2 separate regions of the Mus musculus genome follow, and region 1 is linked to region 2. The links are chromatin loops, found by intact Hi-C in ENCODE. Cell type or tissue: heart. All regions are shown on one strand.

Region 1 (8,000 bases), 49 kb after region 2:
CCAAGCTAAACAACCACAGCATATATGCAGAGGACCTTGCTCAGACCCACACAATCTCCTTGATTTCTACTTAGTCTCTGTGAGCCCCTGTGAGCTCTGCTCAGTTGATTCTTTGTGCAGTGTTCTCCTGGTCTTCTCAACCCTACTGGCTCCTACAATGCTTCCTCCCCCTGTTCCCCTGGGCTCCCCAAGCTCTGCCTGTTTAGTCATGGATCTCTGCATCTGTTCCCATTAGGTGCTGGAGGAGCCTCTCCACTGATGACTTGGCCAGGCACCGTCTATGAGTAGAGCAGAATATCATTAGGACTCGTTTCATTGGTCTGCTGATTTGCTTTGCTGTCGTTTGTGTTCTTCCCAGTACTAAACTCAACTTCAAGTAGATCAGGGACCTTGACATAAACCATGATTCTCTCAATCAGATAAAGAACATAGGTCCATGTTTCAACTTATGTGAATAGGAAAGGATATTCTGAAGAACACCCTAGTAGTGCTATCAGTAAGCTCAACAAAATTTCAGTTGTCAAAAGGTCATTATTTGCTAAATTATCAAATGTTAACAATAAACTAGAAATGAATATAAAACTGATAAAAATGAATATAAATACTTATAAAACTGTGAGGGATGTTAATGGCAACATAAATATGCTTTTACTTATCAGGTTTCGCTCAAAGTTAGACTGTTTTAAAGACAATTTCTCCATTAGTTGCACTTTACATGTAATACAATTCTAACTAAAATCTCTTTCCAGAAAAAAAAAATGACACCAAGCCATGACTTGGGAGACAAAAAACAAAACAAAACAAAACAATACAAAACAAAACAAAACAAAAACAAAACAAAACAAAACAAAGACAGACAGAACAAGGATTAGGATACATAGATTATGATTTATTGGGGACTTATCTACACACATATATCTTGTATGCAGCAAGATGGGAGTGTACTCATGTTTTTGGTCAGAAAGAGAGAAGCAGGGCTTGCTTGTATAATGCTGTGGATAAAAGTGATTTTGCCCTGGCAAGAAAGTACCAGGCTTATCTTAAACTTGTGCCAATGGTATTCTGCACATTCCTGGGGACTGTTGGTGTCAGCACCAGGTCATTAATCTCCACACACTACTCCAGTGATTTTACTTATTTATAGTATGCTAGGAAGTTATGCAGGGAACTTGCCCAGGATCATTCAGGGCAGTCAATCATTAGACTTTAAAATGATTCTTGCCAGGTCAGGATGGATCCTTATGATCTCTACTGGGAGTTTTCATGGAGCTCCAAGCAAATTCTAACATTTTGTATAAGACTAACAGGCCACAAAACCTAGAACTTTCTTCTAGAAATTAAGACAATTAAAAAGTTTTAACAAGTGAGGCCTTATTATTTTATTCAGGGGCAAATTGATGAAAATTCAGAATTTAGAAACACTTCGGTGCTTAGACTGAAAGCTATTGCCTTATAAACAGTGAGAAGTGTGGATTATGGGAGAAGTTGAATAACATAAGGTCTAGAGAAGGCACTAGAATTGACGTGAGCCAATTCAGGAGATTTAATGATGACTTAAATTTGAACTGCATTTTGTTAATTAGTAGGAATTAATGGCAATCTACTGGTGAAGCTTAAAGAAGGATAAAGAGAACACTTTCAATTACTGATACTGAAATATGCAGATGGTTTCTGAGCTCTGGATTCTCCTCTCAGGAAGCAGGTTGAAGCTGTTTCAGATTGCACCTTGCTGTCTGCATGCTAAGAAAACCCTGCTCTGCACTGTTTGCCTTGGGGACCTCATTCTGCAATTCTATTCAGTTTTGTTTAGGGCAGGGAGTTGCCTTCAAACCTATATACCTCTATTATTACTTTTATTAAAAAGGAAATGTTTAGACTTCACATAACTGCTTCTCTGCTCTGGGACTATAAAAACTCCACGTCAATTATTAAGCTCCTCAGCCCACTTTCTGTTTCAGCTCCCTGGAAAACCAATTCTTACTGAAAAGGAAGGTAAACTGAGGCCTCAATCAGAGCCTCCATGATCTCCCTTCAGTGACATTTACAGTAAGGATCCATATACAGAGCTTCTTCCAATTGTCACTGCTGTTTCTATCTTTGAGAAAGTGGTACTTGCTTTAAGAGCATATGATTGCCTGGCAGTGGTGGTGCAGGCCTTTAATCCCAGCACTTGGGAGACAGAGGTAGGCAGATTTCTGAGTTTGAGGCCAGCCCAGCCTACAGAATGAGTTCCAGGAAAGCCAGGGCTATACAGAAAAATCCCCTTTGAAGAAAAAAATAGAGAGCATATGGTCTTTAATATGGTCTTTCACAAAGACAACTCATGTGGAACAAAACATGAAACTTACGTTTCATAGATACGTTTGTGATTAGGTGAGTTATAGATTTTCCATTTAGCCACATCATACATGACTGACTGATATTCCCTAATATATGAAGAGAAGTATTTTTCCAATATTGTGTATTCTCCTACCAAGTAAGTAGTTAGCTACAAATACTATTGGAGGGTCAAAATAGTGTTCTTTGCCTTTTAAACACTTCAGATTAAAATAAGTATCTCTTCATGTTGAGATGAGGAGAGCAAAAGGATTGTTATGGAATGTCTCCGAGTCTCTGCATCTTCATGCTCAGAAAGTTACATCACAATGTAATTAACATTGTTTTGTAGCTGAATTTAATGGGTGCCTAATAACCACCTACTTACTAGACTACTAGTTGGCTTTAGAAATTACTTAGCATTAATGATAATTCAAGCTACCAAGTAGGTAGGAACAAATTATTATGATAGGGCACGATAAATTACACAGAAATCACTTTGGGCTGTCCTTTCTGTGAGTGTGGTGGGTGGCTCTTTATGACTGAGTTCTATAAAAGAGAAGGGACTGGGGTGGGGTGAGACTCAAGTAATACAGATCATGAGTAAAAGCATAATTTTCATCCTGTGCTTTCACTATTGCTTTTGTTTTCATTTCTATTTTTTCTCTGGAGTGGCTACAAATATTTTGGCACTACCTAGGAGTAAGAAGCTTAAGAAAATGAATTATAGTTTTTCAACATTTTAGTATAGGTTATAAGGGTATGGATAACATCTAGCCCTCCTCCTTTGCTTGTTTTACCTACAAGTCCTTGAATTCAGAGTGTCTGTTTGTAGCTGCAGACTTTGGGCTGCTGTTCTCCTATAATCAGCTCTATTTCAAATAGATCAAGGTCACACATGCCTTCAAGTCTCAAGATAAATCATTTCTATCAACCTCTCAACATGAATAGAGCTTCTTATAAGCACAGTGATTTAAACCAGGAGTGCATTGTGCACTTTTGCATCCTGAATACTAATGTACTTGGCATCTTAGTTACTTTTCTATCATTTGATAAGAGACCATGGACATACAAACTTATAGAAGAAAGTTTATTTGGGGATTACAGTTTCAGAGAGTTAGCATCCTTGCCAACATGGCATGGGGGTGGAGCATGGTAGAAGGTATGAGGGCAGGTATAGTGCCAGAGCAGTTGCTAAGAGGTTACATGTTGAGACATAACCAGGAGGGAGGGAGGGGGGCAAGAAGGTGAGAGGGACAGAGAGGGAGGGGGGAAGAGGGGAAGAGGGAAAGAGGGGCAGAAGGGGAGAGGAGGAGAGAGGGAGAGAGGGCTCACAGTGGGAATGGCTCAAGAGCAAAGCCCTCCTCCAGTGACATACCTTTTCCAAAAAGACCATGCATCCTAATCCTCTGCAAATAGTTCTACCAACTGTGGTCTAAGCATTTTAATAGGCAAGCTTGTAGGGCCATCCTCATTCAATCAGCACACCTGTGTCTTCCCATCTCTAGATCTGATGAGAGCTTTTGTCTGAAAAGCTTTGATACTTTCCCTTTCTTTCCTTTTTGCTGATTCATGCTGGGGTAAAGAAGATGACCATAGCTTTCAGCAGCTTCATGAAATTTGGTAATGTGGTGACATATACAGAGTTAGGGGAATTCCAACTCCTACAGCACCTTTCTCTCTTTGATCTTATGTGTGATCAAAATTGAATATAAGAGTTAATTTGATCTCTAAGGATTATAATATGCAGACTCTTTTTTATCAGTTTTTGTTTTTGAAATATCAACATTGCATATTGCAAGAGCACATAGGTTTACAGTGCAGATATTAGAGTAAATTTGTCATTTGGCTGTCCGTGTTATTTAATAAGCTAAAAATAGAGGAGGCGGGGACCATGATTACATTGGAATTCAGCTCCCAGAAACAGTGTGAAGAGTATGAATTTATATTATGTCGTTGTCAAAAAACAACAACAACAACAAAACCCCCAAAAAACAAAAAACAAGAAAACCCAACTGCTTGCCACATCAATTGGTGTTAAACACAGCATCTGGTTCAGTATAATTAGGTTTTCAAGGAAGTTGATGAGAAAGCAAGCCTCATGCACTTATCCAAATGGAGAGGTGTAAAGAGTTTTCTTGTGACTGACATAAATATATGCAATAAGCTTGAAAAATTGACAATCAGATCTTGAAAGATTTTCATGCTTTGGACATCAAGCATGATGGCTAATTTCACCTAGGAAGGGAGTGTGGGGCTGGAATCTCCTCTTGTCTCACAACCCATGTGACATGACTTGCTCATAATCTGAGTGTCCTGAGAATTTGTCCCAGATATAAACCAGACTTGAGATGGCTGGCTTCCAACAGAAGTGCACCAAAGCTGTCTCTAGACCTAGCAGAGCTGTGAATGCCACTGTATCCTTGGGCTTCATGGATATCAAAGCATGGGGGGGGGGGGCAGTTCTGGAGTTTGGAATGGGAAGGCTAAGTAGAAAGGGAAGAGATGCTCTACCACTCTCCTTTTTTTCAGGCTCTAAACATTCTCTGATTCCAGTCTAGACCTAGCCATTGCATAAAAAGCACTGATGATGTAGTCACCATTTAAACTGTTCCTATTCTATCAAGATAATTAGAGTTGATCACTTTCTAACTTTTACTTAGGAAAATGTCTCCTTTTCCAATTGCATTTAGAAGTCCTTTGCTAATTTCGGTCCCACTTGGCCATCACAGCCACCAAACAGCTTGTCCCCATGAGACACAATACTGACAGAAACTGTCAGTGGGGTCCCCTTAGAAGGCAAGGCAAATCTGTTGACGCGTTTCCTCTAAGAGTGGTTTAGCTTGGCTACAGAAAGAAAGATATAAAAGAATTTTATATCGTCTTTTATGAAGTCATGCAAGTGCAGAGTCGTTTAACTTGCAGTTTCCTTCTCATTCTTATTGGACTTAATGATAGTAACACAGTCTTGAGTTAAGCAAATCTGGATCAAATTCTAGATACCATGAGTTCTTTAAATTAGGTGACTGGGGGAGTGAAAAACCTCCAGTTTCACTAACCCTGTGTTTACTCAAGCAATAAGCTGTGGATGGCAAATGAAGGAAGGATACACACAAAGGCTTATCATGTCAGCATCCTGTGCAGATGTTATTGAGTTTCTTCTCTCAACCAGGATTAGGAGGTGGAAATAGCAAGAGAATAATTTTAGTTCAATAATTTGACTCCAAGAAAACTAATTAAAATAAGAATAGCAGATCTTACTATCTGTTTTCCAAGCAAAGAAAAACAGAGCTTAATGGAAATTAAATAATTAAGAAAGGCTATACCACTGGTGCACTGGGAGGAATAAAACCCAAATTTTAGACTGTTTTAAATGATCAGGGGACCAGTGAAATGGCTTAATTGGTAAACCATTTGGTGTCCGAGCCTGGAGTTCCATTTCTACATAAAGGTAAAAGGCTTTTGTTTTGTTGTTTTCTTTTTTGTTTTTGCTTTCTGTTTTTGTTTGTTTGTTTGTTTGTTTGTTTGTTTCTGGACTCCACAGAATTGTTTTCTGACTTCCACATGTGTACTGTCACACGCACACACACACAGACACACAAACACCAAATATATTAAATAAAAATTAAATAATTAGATGAGATTTCACAAGAGAAAGACTGATTGTGATAAAACTTAAATAATGTCAAGTATAATGGAACTTATATGAACAAATTTACAGCCAGTTTAAAAATTATCTCAAAGTAAATATGGATAGTATATCAGTGCTGGTCTTGGGTGCATTACTTACTGTGATTTATTTCAAGCTTGGTTTGATGACTCAAATAAAATCAACAAAATAAGAAGAAGAACTTATAGATAATAATAGCTAGGTAGGTAAGACTGTAGGATTAGACATGTAGATAACAGCAGTGGGTTTAAATGATAAACAAAATATAACTAGGCAACATTTAAATTAATAAGTACAGTATGGTACACGGTTTGAAAAAACAATAAACAAATAGAAACAAGAAAAGAAACTTTATATTGCAGACACGAACGTTTGTAGTCTGTTGCATTGACCTTGCCTGCTGGGGACCATGGGCCAGATCTTCCTCTACTGGTGCCCTGAGCTAGTAAGGAGGCCTAGGGTGAAGGCTGAAGTACATTCCCTAAGCTGTGATGGAGACCCAGTGTTAAAGCTGTTGGGGACCAGGCTTGGACCAGGCTGAAGCTCATAACTGGCCAAAGTGCTCAGAACAAGTGATGTGGCAAGCTGAGTCCTAAATAGGACAATTGCATCACTTCCTGCAAAACTTAAGGGACATGACAAAAGAGGAAGTAGAAAGACTGTAAGAGGAGGAGGATGGAAGGATGTGAAGCAAAACTATGACTTCTGGATATGACACAGTGGCTGTGCACTCATGAACTCACTATAGCTGAAGACCAGTGCTGCTACCCAAGACCAGTATAAATCAGTGTTCTACCACGGGTGAAGGAGGGGCCCATGAGGTCCCTGAAGTGCTATTGCAATTAAAGGTCAGGGTGGGAGCACCAGGTTCCTCAGTGCTATAACCACTGATAAGTTATGGTCCACATATGTTTGTTCACGAAATGCCAGTTAAACCTGATGGGCTGCGTACTTTTGACATGAAAGTAGAAGAGAGACTTGTTGAGAAGGAGAGAGGCAGGAAGGAGGGAAAGACGTGGAGAGATTAAAAAACTAAAACTCATAACATAATTAATTTTTAAAAATTGCAGTTAAAAAACTAAAACTCCTTAAACTGATGTAAAGAACTATTAAACAGTAAAAAAAATTAAAAAAATTGAAGGTTATATCAAAGTTATTTATATTTAAAGCAGAATAAGTGCATCAAAGGTGTAATTCTGATGGTGATGATGATAGTGATGAGGGTGGTGATGATGATGATGTAAAGGCAGATACTCCATCACATGTATTGCCCTGTCTGTGGCAAATTGTTCCCACAAAAGAAGTCTTACCTAATGGTCACTATAGAATTAGATGGCCTGGTTAATTAGGGTCTTTGTAATTGCCTTCTCATTGTGTGAATTGGGGGAAATTATCTCCACCCCCTCATATTATTATGTTTATCAAAGTGGAGCTAGCAGTGTATGGGTTACAGAGTTATTATGAGGTGTAGAGTCCTATCTAGACGCTCACAATGCAGCCTGGTCCAAAGCGAGTTAGCCTCCACAGTTATCATACGGTCATCACTGTTTGTATTACTCTCCATAAACTGTGGAAAACACAGCCAAGCTATTTCCAGAGGAGGCAGATGCCTTAAGCAACAATGCACAGCTGTTTATAGGACACACATGGAGTGTTACCTCATTCGATAGTGTCTGTGCTTCCTCCATTCAAGAGCTCTGGGCCTTAGGTACTATGGCTTTGATGTCTCCTGTGAACATCCTGAATGAGAGAGAACCAGCTGTCTGACAGACTTCTGCTTGTTTTTTCTCTTTTCTTTTTTCATTAGATATTTTCTTTATTTACATTACAAATGTTATCCCCTTTCCTGGTTTCCCCTCCAAAAACCCCCTATCTGATCCCTCTCCCCCTGATCACCAATCCACCCACTCCCACTTCCTGGCCCTGGCATCCCCCTACACTGGGGCATAGAGCCTTCACAGGTCCAAGGGCCTCTCCTCCAATTAATGACCGACAAGGCCATCCTCTGCTACAC
Region 2 (8,000 bases):
TTCTTTTTAATAGCTGAGTAGTACTCCATTGTGTAAATGTACCACATTTTTTGTATCCATTCCTCTGTTGAGGGGCATCTGGGTTCTTTCCAGCTTCTGGCTATTATAAATAAGGCTGCTATGAACATAGTGGAGCATGTGTCCTTCTTATCGGTTGGGGCATCTTCTGGATATATGCCCAGAAGAGGTATTGCTGGATCTTCCGGTAGTACTATGTCCAATTTTCTGAGGAACCGCCAGACTGATTTCCAGAGTGGTTGTACAAGCTTGCAATCCCGCCAACAATGGAGGAGTGTTCCTCTTTCTCCACATCCACGCCAGCATCTGCTGTCACCTGAATTTTTGATCTTAGCCATTCTGACTGGTGTGAGGTGGAATCTCAGGGTTGTTTTGATTTGCATTTCCCTGATGATTAAAGATGTTGAACATTTTTTCAGGTGCTTCTCTGCCATTCGGTATTCCTCGGGTGAGAAATCTTTGTTCAGTTCTGAGCCCCATTTTTTAATGGGGTTATTTGATTTTATGGAGTCTACCTTCTTGAGTTCTTTATATATATTGGATATTAGTCCCCTGTCTGATTTGGGATAGGTAAAGATCCTTTCCCATTCTGTTGGTGGTCTTTTTGTCTTATTGATGGTGTCTTTTGCCTTGCAGAAGCTTTGCAATTTTATGAGGTCCCATTTATCGATTCTCGATCTTACAGCACAAGCCATTGCTGTTCTATTCAGGAATTTTTCCCCTGTACCCATATCTTCAAGGCTTTTCCCTACTTTCTCCTCTATAAGTTTCAGTGTCTCTGGTTTCACTTTTTAAAACGAATTATTTATTTATGTATAGGAGTATACTGTCGCTGTCTTCAGACACACCAGAAGAGGGCATCAGATCTCATTACAGATGGTTGTGAGCCACCATGTGGTTGCAGGGAATAGAACTCAGGAACACTGGAAGAGCAGTCTTAACTGTTGAGCCATCTCTCCAGCCCCTAGTCCTTCATTCTATGTTCTTGAATTCAACAAATCTTTAGTGATAACCAGAGATTTCATGTTCTAAATATTTTAAATCTCTCTGTGTTGTTCTTTTTGTTAGGGAGTTACCCCCCCCCCCACCCCCAGTTACGGTGTTATTAGGAACATGGCACTGCTACTTGCCATGATGTGGATCTTGCTAATTATTTTTCCACTATTATATTTTGTAGGAAATTTTTAAAAAATAATTTAAACAAAATATTGTTTACCCAGTTGTGGTGACTCTTCTGCTCCCCAGGGTCTAGCTGAGGAGTGGCAAGGAAAAGACATCACATACCCGTGTCTTTTCCATTTCTCTTTATTGCCTGATTTCCCAAGACTTGGCAGTCATGATAATGCCACAGTTTGATAAAAAGACTAAACACTTCAAGGAAAGTTTCAACTATGAAAGAATATGACCTCTGGATGAAAGGCCACATGTCTGAATTTGGCTTACCAGAGTCCCCATTTCTGTTCAGAAGCAAGATGAGTCCTGAGGGGTCATTTAGCATTTCTCTGGACTGTGACCCTTTCTTTATTCTCAGTCTTTAGTCAGATTGATGCAGTTTGATATCTTGATGTAGCCATTCTGGCTATTAGACATAGGATTTGCATGTGATAACTAATGATGTCCACACTAACTTCAACTTCACTTTTAGTACCTCACTGGGTCCTATGCTCATTTTCTCTGAATTTATATCCAAATCCATGATAAACACAGTTAAATTCTCATTGATATTGTCTGTTTTCATTAGAAGAAAGTTACTGCATAAGGGTAGGAAAATATTTTTCTCTCTTTTAAAAATTATTTTAATTTCCCTTTTTCTCTGCATTGAATCTGGTATCTGTTTCTAATCTTAGTACAGAGATAAACTCAATAAATACTATCTAATGATGATTTTTATGCCTTAGTCTGCCTAAATTCCCAAGATTCTTCCAACCCCAGTATAATTCTGTTGCTTCTATAACATTAAGTTAATTATCTTCTAAAATAATATGAGACTTTATAAAATTTCCTTTTGGGAAAAAGTATTCACATAGGATATATTTTTCCACATTGAAAACCAACACTCCATTAAGTTTCAGCAAAACTTTTCCTAGGCTGCCCTTGTAGGTAAATGATAGTATCATTGTTTAAGCTTAATCTATTCTGTCTTGAGCACATGAGCTTGCAACAGGACAAAGCTCCTGTGTGTGTATATTGCAATGGACAATCACATGTGTTGAAATAGCACACATTTCCCCCTGTTACAGGAATAGATTTGTATCATTTCTTTCTTCTACTTGACTGAGAGGTAAATGACCAAAGACAAATAGCCGTTTTGATCATGAAACTATACATTGTGCTGGATAATGATGAAATTGGAGCATTGGTTTGTTTATTCTTGCATTCACTCATTTAATAGATAATTACCAATCATCCACTTTATGAATAGAACTGTGTTTGTTCATCAACTAACCTAACCTCCACTCTGCCATATATCAACAGAGGAAGAAATACTAGTTTCCACTCTCTGTGCTGGGGCAACTTTATGTTTATTCATATCAGCCTTGCTATGACCTCCCATAGCTACAGAAAGATTGCACTACCTGTGAGGAGCCTTCAATATGTATTAGGAGCTTAGAAAGGGGGGATCCAGACAGCTTTCTTTGACTTTTGATCTAGATATGCCTCAAGCAGAATAAATTAGTGGTAAATTATACCAATCTTATATGTTTTATTGAAACTTTACCTTTCACCTCCATTTATTCACATTCAGGAAACCCGTGGATTTCTCATTAAGATCCAGTCTGATACCTTTATTTCACAGTTAAATCTATTATGAACAAAAAGCAGTAGTGGGTTTAAAACTCATGTTCACAGTATTGGAACCAGGTTTGAAGTATAAGAGTCCCAGCATTTCACCCAAACTCAACATCATCATTGGTCTAACTGCCTCTGTGAAAAAAAAAAAAAAAAAAAAAAAACAAACATATATGACCACTTCAAAAAGTAGGTGGTAGCACGATAAGTGAACAGTTTTGCTTAGTTTTGGTTTGCTGTTTGTTTTATTTGCTTGTTTACACAGACTTTGTGTAGCCTGAGCTGTCCTGGAACTCACTCTGTAAACTAAGCTGCCCTTGAACACAGAGATTCATCTGCCTCTGCCTCATTCTTGCTGGGATTACAGGTGTGCATAGTGAGCATTTAAAAGCCAGGCTCCCAACCGAAAGGGTAAATGAACTTTTTCATTAACCTACATTCAATTCTACTTTTTTCGTTTGCTTTCTCATTTTATAAGGTCACCAGGAGACTCTGTTCTCATATGTATTGCCAGATTTGAAAAAAAAAAAATCCATGCAGGATCTTTAGAGTGAAGAAAAGACAATTTAGGAAGCCACATTTTTATGTCATCGCTCCTAATTATGCCAATGGATTTTCCTTCCAACTTACCATTACTTCATCCTGAAGCCCCAATAGCTATACATGTATTCAGTCTGTCATAAATCTTTTTAAGATGAAATATCAGTCTTTTATTATTTTTGTTTTGTTTTGTTTTCTTTTCCTGTTGGTATTTTTGTCTGCTTTTATCAGGAGAAGGAGAGAGGAGACATAATTGGTGGTGAGTTGTGGAGCTGGTGTTGTCTGGGACACTGAATATCTCATGGACCTGAGAAATTCAAGGGGAGCTGCCAATGTGCAGCAGCCCAGACCACTGTCACTCTCACTGGGAACGCGATGTGCTCCTGGAGAATGCTGGGAAGGTACTTACTTGCAAAGCTATTTTAAGAGGTGTTTGGAACAGTCAGAGGACAGGGAAATATAGGCAAACATGTCAGAGAGGCCTAGTTTGTAAATACTGTATTCTCTTCAGGGGTTACTCAGTGGCAAAATCAAAGAGGATGTCTGTCTTGCCAAGAAACAAAGCTGCTTATCTCCGCCTGACGGAAATTCCACCCTAAAGAGAGTATGAACATTAAAATTGAAATGCTTTGCTGAGTGAGAGGAAGTCAGCTCTTGTTCGTTTGCTTTGTGTCTTTTGAATAAGACTTCTCCCAACTTAGAGACTGGTGCCATTAGTGGATACCAGGAATCCACTAGAAAACAGATAAGATTTTATGTTCAGAGAAACAAGAGGTGGAAAGCTAATTTGCCTCCATCTCTTTAAGAAACATTTCATTCATCTTTGTATGGGCCCAGAGGGAAAGGGATTTGGACAGAAATGGCCATTTTTTCCTTGGCAAGTGGTGAGTCCATGACAATGGATCAGAGGAGAGACAAATAAGTCCCCAGAGTATTCTGAATTCCTGGTTAGTGAAAACCCAAGGCTTCTAGAAAATTGGGACAGGCTTCTGAAAAAGACAAGTAGGTCTTAGAAGCTCTCTTCAATTCCACCTCTACCTCAAAAATAGCCTAAATCTCAGAGGCAGCAAATGTATCCACATACAAAGAAGATGCTATCCCTGCCCCTTTCACCCATACCTTGAAAAAAAAAAAACCCAACTCTCATGTCAGTTTTACTTTCCTTTTTTTGACACCACATTTGAAAATCCATTTGTATCTCCTTCCATTATTTATCTACTTTACAGAAGACAGACGCAGGTGCTCTGTAAGGGATAGCTATTCTTGAACCAGAAATAACTGTGACTCATTTGCTCTTCAACATGTATTGCTCAAAAATTATGTGCATCTAGATTCACAGCTAGACATCTAGCTTGCATATAGGGTTCATTATAATTCTAATCCTTGTAGTCTGTCGTAGGAGATAAGGTAAGAAAAAAACCCCACAAAACATGGGTGTTGTGTTGGGGAATTTAGGATTCCTGAGATCACAAAGGATTCACAGCGATTAATTCAGTTGCTCATGGTTTAATGACAGCACTAACAGGTCAATTGGGCTTCAGTGGATTGAAAGGGAGAAATAAGAACCCGTCAAAGAATGTAGAGCACGTGACAAATTTTTTAAAAAAAGGAACATGCCAAGTTCTGCATATATATGCAGAAGGAAGGTAGAGGGTACATCTTCTGAAGAGTCAGTGAGCCATTCCAACATTTATCTTATGCATTGCCATGTGAAAAATCTATAACCAATCAAAAGCGTTTTGTACAGGTCACATTACTTCCCTATTCTATTTCATTTGAAAGTTACTGAGTCGAATTATAAGAAAAGTGTGTAAAACCATTGTGGAGGATGTTAGATTAGTCAAATGACATTATCTAGCTCATACTTAGTGTGCTAAGAAAGAGTAGACCCGCAAAAACATGAAATGACAGTTCTCTATTCATCTTGAATTTCTTCCTTCACACCCTCAAATACTCTGGACTCTGAGAGAACAGCAAGACTAGTTCATTGCATATCTCCAAGCAAGGCACTGAAGAAAACAGAAAATTATCTCACTGTGTCTGTTTTGTCTTTGTAGGCCCACAGAAGCTTTCACCTCATGAGAGCTGCTTATTAAGTAAAACAAAGCGAGGGAAACGCAATGGGCCAAATCACATTGCTCTAAGGGATGAATCTCGCATCTCTTCTCTCAAACAGATGCTGAATTGGTAGCGCACGTTGGGTGATATGACAAGTATACCATTTTCCTCTGTGTTGGATCCATTCTCTCTGGATATTCTATTTGTAGACTAACTGTGACTTACGTACATCTGCTAAAGGAAGCCTTTACATTCTGAGATAGATTATATATCCACCATCTTAGCTTCCCTTTGCTTATTTTAAGTGTGGTAATAACAAATTGAGGAAATATAAAATTGCTAAGGTAGTGTTACATGTCCCAGCTGGGTTGGTGCAAATAAGAATGAAGTGGATTCAGCTCGCATTCCATCGTATTTTCATCTAGAATGGGCACCATGTCATTGCCAGGATAGTACTGAGCTAACTTATTTGGAATAAATCATCTACCCAGTTAGGGAGAAGTAAACTAGTAATTATCAGCTTAAACTTTTATCTGGACTAACATAAACTTCAGGAAAGATACAGTTATATAGGTAACTTCAAAATCTCACTGACCATGCCTCTAAGAAAACCAAATAACCAGTTGGCAGGAAAGACCAAGTTTTTACTGTTTGATGCCTGAAAAGTAGTTCTCCTTCAGGGTGTGCTTAAAACTTTTGCTATGACTTATTATTACTATTATTATCAATATTAATATTGATTATTTTATTTGGAAACACTGTGAATTCAAATGTTTGTTTGGAAAAGTAGCTTGGAGAAGCTTTCTCTGTCAGGAAGGTGTTTGATGACCATCCTTCATTCAATAAATAAAACCAGCTTGGGTATCTTTGTGAAGGTAAAACTGAGGGGGGGTTCCTATATCATTTCAATGAATTTATTGGTTCTTTTTTTTTGGTTTTTAAAATTTTTTTATTAGATATCTTCTTTATTTACATTTCAAGTGTTATCCCCTTTCCTAGTTTCCCTTCTGAAAATCCCCTATCCTCTCCTTCCTCCCCCTGCTCCCAAATGCTCCAACTCCCATTCCTGGCCCTGGCACTCCCCTATACTGAAGCATAGAACCTTCACAGGACTTAGGGCCTCTCCTCCTATTGATGACCGACTAGGCCATCCTCTGCTTCATATGCAGCTAAAGCCATGAGTCCCACCATGTGTTTTCTTTGATTGGTGGTTTAGCTCTGAGGAGCTCTGGGGTACTGGTTAGTTCATATTGATGTTCCTCCTATGGGGCTGCAAACCCTTTCATCTTCCTGGGTCCTTTCTCTAGCTCCTTAATTGGGGACCGTGTGCTCCGTCCAATGGATGATTGTGAGCATCCACTTCTGTATTTGCCAGGCACTGGCAGAGCCCCTCAGGAGACAGCTATATCAGGCTCCTGTCAGCAAGCTCTTGTTGGAATCCACAATAATGTCTGGGTTTGGTGGTTGTTTATGGGATGGATCCCCAAGTGGGGCAGTCTCTGGATGGTCGTTCCTTCAGTCTTTGCTCTGAACTTTGTCTCTGTAACTCCTTCCATGGGTATTTTGTTCCCCCTTCTAAGGATTCTGAGCTTCTGGACTAATATCCCCTTATTAGTGAGTACTGCAACAAATTTCTCCTATCAGCCAATAGAGGATACCTCTGGAACTCCAGGTAGACTTTACTTAGCTCAAGGCCATTCTCTTTTGATTCTTGGTCTACTGTGTTTATCCAATGGGTCTCTAGTGAGAAGCCCAAGAGAGGATGCCTTAGAATAGGGAGGAGCTCAATGATCTTCTTCTCAATGTCTGCTAGTACTACACATCCCTTCCCATGTCTGCAGGTAACAGAGGCACAACTCCCAAAGTGAGAATATGAAGCCTGAAATGGAGCAGTTGACATTTGATATGTGGCGTTAGAAGGTGTGAGAATTTGGTGAGAACTATTTAAGCAATTACATACTTGAGTAGAATTAATGTTTTTCAAGTCACACTAATCACCAGCTTTCAGTCTTCTAGGGGAAAGATCTCTGTGGTAGAGGAGGACTGTTGAGAAATGAGATATTACCGTTTCCTGCTAAGACTTTAACAAGACCTATGCTTCAGTTATTTTTTTTATTAATGTGAGATATGAGTTGTTTTATATTATGGTCATATCTTGTTAATAAATGAATCAGAATCTTCCAAATAAAGATTGATGCAATGATATTAATTGAATGTAATTATATTCAGTACCTAGCAAGCTTTATTTTGTTGTAGTCCAGGGCTCAAGTCCAGGGAATGGTGCCATCCATTTTCATGCTAGGTCTGAACATGTCAATTAAGAGAGTCAAAAAATCTCCCAGAGACATGTCAGTGGGCCAACCTTATCTAGATAATCCCTATTGAGACTCTATTCATAGGTAAGTCTAGGTTATGTCAAGTTGACAATTTGAACTAACCATTGCATAGGTGATTTATGATCAGAATCATGATATTTTAGGTCCACTTCATAAGCACTGTGATACTATACACATGGAGTTTACTGAAATTGCAACCACAGTTTATAATGACACAGATTCAGATGAAACATCCTAGTGCATTCATTTGATTTATTT

The links. A loop is a pair of places that touch in the nucleus more often than their neighbours do. Peaks named below come from ENCODE experiments on the same cell type or tissue, not always from the same donor. Only the 100,000 strongest peaks of a DNase experiment are listed, where the experiment ranks them.
Region 1: it touches region 2 in a loop (4-fold over the local background); 5 of 42 quality-filtered maps call a loop at or near these places.

Annotation. Positions count from the first base shown.
Region 1 is chr6:36,450,591-36,458,590 of GRCm38, forward strand. All of the region lies in intron 2 of Chrm2 (cholinergic receptor, muscarinic 2, cardiac), which reads left to right. Among named protein-coding and RNA genes, the nearest start is that of Mir490, 33 kb to the left of the region's middle. In heart, no CTCF peak of the experiment used is centred here; DNase peaks (open chromatin) are centred at 1,071 and 4,671; H3K27ac peaks cover 2,229 bases.
Region 2 is chr6:36,401,515-36,409,514 of GRCm38, forward strand. The region is part of intron 2 of Chrm2 (cholinergic receptor, muscarinic 2, cardiac); the gene reads left to right. Among named protein-coding and RNA genes, the nearest start is that of Mir490, 16 kb to the right of the region's middle. In heart, no CTCF peak of the experiment used is centred here; a DNase peak (open chromatin) is centred at 3,727; H3K27ac peaks cover 1,411 bases.